Regions from separate parts of the Homo sapiens genome. Here region 2 is linked to region 1. A link is a loop called in an ENCODE intact Hi-C map of the cell type or tissue named here. Cell type or tissue: PC-3. All regions are shown on one strand. Region 1 has its middle 16 kb from the start of GSTM4. Region 2 has its middle 6.5 kb from the start of GSTM5.

What was found. Hi-C counts contacts between places; a loop is a spot of excess contacts. Peaks named below come from ENCODE experiments on the same cell type or tissue, not always from the same donor. Only the 100,000 strongest peaks of a DNase experiment are listed, where the experiment ranks them.
Region 2: it touches region 1 in a loop (10-fold over the local background); 9 of 110 quality-filtered maps call a loop at or near these places.

What each region holds. Positions count from the first base shown.
Region 1 is chr1:109,638,905-109,641,404 of GRCh38, reverse strand. No RefSeq gene overlaps it. Among named protein-coding and RNA genes, the nearest start is that of GSTM4, 16 kb to the left of the region's middle. In PC-3, a CTCF peak has its summit at 1,002 (motif pointing left); a DNase peak (open chromatin) is centred at 994.
Region 2 is chr1:109,704,532-109,707,031 of GRCh38, reverse strand. No RefSeq gene overlaps it. Among named protein-coding and RNA genes, the nearest start is that of GSTM5, 6.5 kb to the left of the region's middle. In PC-3, no CTCF peak of the experiment used is centred here; a DNase peak (open chromatin) is centred at 1,441.

The sequences.
Region 1 (2,500 bases):
CATCCATCTGGTCAAAGCCAATCTCCTCCTTGGAGACTTATCCAAGTGCCCCAGACCCTAGAGCTTCCTCCATGTCCTGACTACCCACAGCCCATGTAATCTTCTGCCAGGGCTCTTAGCAAGGAGCTTTATCTCCTGGGGTGTGACCAGTCTATGAGGCTGACAATTAGGCCTTCCTCAAAGCTCTGAAGGTTACTGGAAAATCCACTCAGAGATGAAATAAACACCCCCAGAAAGGCCAGGCATGGTGGCTCATGCCTGTAATCCCAGCACTTTGGGAGACCAAGGTGTGTGGATTGCTTGAAGCCAGGAGTTTGAGACCAGCCTGGGCAATATAGTGAGACCTCATCTCTATAAAAAGTACAAAAATTAGCTGGGTGTGGTGGTGTGCGCCTATAATCCCAGCTACCCGGGAGGCTGAGGTGGGAGGATTGCTTAAGCCCGAAGGTGGAGGTTGCAGTGAGCCAAGATCATGCCAGCCTGGGCTATAGAGCAAGACCCGGTCTTGAAAAACAAAAACAAAACACGCCTGCAGACATCATCTAGAAATTCAGAGGCATTCCACATGAAGAGCAGGAGTCTGGAAACCCCATTAGGTTTTGCCGATGTAAAAGAAGATATGGCCTAACCACACATGGCCCACATTATCTGGAGGAAAAATGTGGTCACGAGATAATGTGGGTGGTGTGGGGGCTTAGGACAGGACAGGCAAAAAGCCAGTGTGTGCATGTGGCTCCAGCCTTGCCCTGCAGAAACGGGGTCCACCTCAGCTAGTGGCAGTGCAGCTCTCCTAGTAGGGATCCTGGCATGAGCCTAAGCCATAGCTCTCACTGGAGGGGTCATACATGAGCTAGCCTGCCCACCAGGCTGGTGAGTGGGGCCCCAAGTGTGCCCGCTGCAGAGTTAGTGGGCATGGGTGCCTAGAGAGGGTGCCCCAGCCCATCCATTCCCAGAACCCAGCCTCAGGCAGAAGCTGTTCTCAGGAGGTACCGCCACCCTGTGGACCAGTTGGGTACTGCACAAGGACTACCAGCCAAAGGGCAAGCAGGAGCTGAAACCCAGCCTACACTCTGCTCACCCAAAAACTCAGGCTGCACAGCTGCAGTCACCTGGAGGGAGAGACACTCTACCAAAATATGCCCTTCGTTCTTTGAGCTTTCAGGGGTATATCTGCCCAGGAGGCTCACCTTTTCCTAACTCACACAAAGGTGGCATGAGGATGTTTCAGCTCTGGGTTTGTGCGTGACCCCAGGGCTCAAGCAGCCCAGCAGGGTATCTGGTGCACAGGGAGAGGACGTGACAGAGGGAAAGGAGAGAGCCGTGCACTGGGCTTCTTCAGGGTGGGGCTCTGGCCGGCCACTCTGGGGACACTGAGGCATGAATATGCACACTCCCATGGCAACCCGAGGTGATTGGCAGCTCTGTGGGCACTGAGAAGTATTCAGCTGCAGGACACAACTGGGTGGAGTGGGGGCTGCTGGAGCTTCAGTTGATTTACAGACTCATGTAGGATGCTGCCTGGAACGTTCAGACCTGGATAGGTGACATCCTCCAAGAGTAGGCACAAGAACTAGTGGCATCAGTGAGAATGCAGCTACACGTGCACCCTCAGGCTGTGGGCACTCCAGAGACCCCCAGCCAGGCTGACACAGATGTCAGGTGGGTTACATGCTGCGCGAGAGCCTCTGGGTGATCAGAGACTGCAAGCCAGCCTGTGCTCTGCTGGCCAAGCTGTGCTCCCCATCAGGAGGCTGTGTCTACCCAAGGAAGGGACATCTTTTTCTAAACCCACAAAGGCACTTTCTGGGCAGAAGGGCTCTGCTCAAGTGCACATGGGTGCAGAGGAGAAGGAGGCCCAGGGCTGACCCAGACTCTTCGAAACCCTGGTTCCAATATATTGCTCATCAAGCCACTTCTGGTTGACTTTTTAAAAAAAATCCTGTGCTTGTTGTTTTCAGTCTTTATTGTAAGCTGATAAGTAGCTTATCAGCTCCTGTGTGCTGGGTTAGAGGGAGTTGGTTTCTATGGGCAGTCACATTTGCATGAGGGAACGGAGTGAGGGCCTGACCAGTGGCCTCCTGAACACCAGCTGCTGGTCCATCTTGCATCTGTCCACCCAGGGCTTTCGATGAACACCATGGAGAAGCCTCTCCTCCTCTCGCCCCTCCTCCTTCCACCTTGCCCCAGCACCTGCTTCTCTCCCAACCAACTTCCATCCTGACTCCAGGCTCTGAGGAAAGAGCTGCAAGGAAAGGCGAGGCACCTGCAGCAGGTATTGGCCTCCTGGCCTGCTGGGGAGAAGGAAGAGGTGGGTAGAGAGAGGGAGGCAGCGAGGAAGCCATCAGGAAGGCAGGAGGACCAGCTAGGAGCAGGCTCACCCACGCTACGAGGCAAGGAATATTCCCCAACAAGGGAGCAGTTGGTGGGCCGCTGGGTATTGTCCCAGGTTCCCCTGCTACCCTGTGACAAAACCCGAAGGCCGCTTATCTCAGCCGTATCC
Region 2 (2,500 bases), 66 kb before region 1:
CTCTGACGTGGACATCTCTTCCCTGTGTTTTTCATTGTCAGTATTCACACGAAGTTAAAGTCTTCTAGTGGGCACCCAGACAGGGGATTGATGATCTCCTGGTGAAACACAAGCATACCCTCTTCCCCACATTATAATTGTTCCAGGTTCCCAGGTATTTGTCTGGGAGTTTTTCCATAACACTGGCTTGCTTTCATTTAGGGAGAATTTTTTGCCTGTATAATGGTGTTCGGCTGCAGTCAGAGTATTGTCTTTAGGAACATTTAGAAAGTTTAAAGTAAACAATGCTAAATGGAATTGGGAGTGGGGAGTGGTTAAATTATGCTTTTAAACCATAAAGGAATTTAGTAATTCCTTCATGTTTTGGACCGAGACTGAGTCCAGGAACAGTCCCCACGTTTTCCATTATATGTTGACTGGGAGCACGAGAAGAGTTATGTGGAATATTAATTTCAGCCCCCCATTGTTCCAGCAAATATCTACCCCAAAGATTAATGGGGATTGGCATGATATAAGGCTGAATTGTTCCCTTTTGACCATCAGGCCCAGTGCAAGGCAAGATAAATGTGCTTTGGTGAACTTCATCAGCTTTTCCAACCCTTACTAGTCCCATGTTAGTGGGATGTTTAAGCCAGGAAGAAGGCCATAAATTAGAGGAAATAATAGAAACATCAGCCCCAGTATCTACTAGGCCCTCAAACTTTTTTCCTTTAATATGTATGGTGCAGGTGGGCTGTTGTTTAGAAATTACTTTAATCCAATAAGCGGCTTTTTCACCGCCAGAGCCCATCCCAGGGCCCCCTGTCTTATCTCCTTTGTTTAAAACAATATTAGGTAGTAAAAGTAGTTGAGCAATTGACTCACTGGCCGGAATGGAAACAGGAACCTTGGCAGACACGATTATTTTAATCTCATCAGAGGAATCAGAATTAATGAGACCAGTATGAACTATGATACCTTTAGCAGAGGTGGATGCCCTACCTAACACCAGGCCCACCAAACCTTGAGGTAAAGGGCCAGTGGCCCCCGTGGGGACAATTAAAGGCAAAGAATTCGGTAGTAAATTTAGAGGAGTGGTACTACAGAGATTGACCGCCCTGCCCCCTACTGTGGAGGTAGACAAGCATTGTACTGAGACAGAAGAAGCGACTGGGACCCATCTGGGTTGGCTGTAGGTAAATTTGCTTGTGCTGGGGGCTGTATTGGGACCGCTTGAAGCAGAAACACAATATTGGTCTGAGTCTGAGGTGTCCCATTTGATACTGGGGCCTGGGACTGGCCCTGCTTCCCATTTCCCTGGTTCTGTGGCAAGGGATTGCCATCTATATCAGACTTAGAGTGGCAAGTACTTGCCCAGTGTTTACCTTTACGACAATGAGGGCAAACAGTAGCAGGAGCATTTGGCCATGTTTGTTGAGCTGGCTTGGCCGCTTTTAACAGTGCAATTTTTTTGGGTATGATGAAGTTGACCACAATTATAGCAGGCTCCAAGAAAAGAATTCAGTCAAGCCAGTTTGATTGCCATCCTTCATGGCCCGTGCCCACAGAATAGCTTTGTGGGTCTCTGATCCAATGCTTTCACAAGCTTTAATATATGCAGGCACACCTCGTGATCAGGTAAATTTTGTCATTAGACAGAACGCATGACCACTTTACACTCATGGTTCGCATTCTCAAAAGCTAACATATGAAGGAGAATACCTTGAGCGTAATCATCAGAGACAGATTTTGAACAGCATCTTGTAATTTAGCCAAAAAATCAGGATGTAATTCACTGCGACCCTGTTTAACAGTAGTAAAAGAAACAGGAGCTTGGCCTGGGGCACCTAGTTTATCCCAAACTCTCATACACAACTTTGTTACTTGTTCCGTGGTGAGAGCGTCAAAGTCTAATTGGGCGGTAGTGTCAGAGTGATTATCAGAGCCTGTGAGCTGAGCCTGAGTAATTAGAATGCCATCAACCCAATTTAGCTGAGCCTGCAGACGGGCCTCCTCTGACCACCAGGTACAGAATTGTAAATGCTGAGATGGAGTTAGAACAGCTTTCGCCAAAAGGTCCCATTCTGAAGGAAGCAAAATGACCTCAGTACAAAGAGTCTGTAATGCCATTTTAACATATGGAGAAGCAGGACCATACTGAGCACAAGCATCCTTGAATTCTTTTGAAAAGGTAAGATTGAGCAGTGCATATCAACGCATTTGTACCCCTTGAGCATTGGGAGGTTCCAGCGTGACCGGATAAGCCCACACCTCTAATCCACTTGTTTCTTTGTTCTGGCGTAATAAGCATTGCATGGAAGTTTCAAGAGCAGGCACATGAGATGGAGTTGGCATAGAAGTGACAGTAAAAGTATGTGTAGATAAGGGAAACTGAGGTTCAGGAGGTCAGACCAGTATGAGAGTGTGAGAAAGGGGCATTGGGGGAGCAGAAGAGACAGAAGCATACTGGTGATTATTGGGAAATCCTGTGCAACCAGAGTGGCAGGGGCGTCCATGTGTG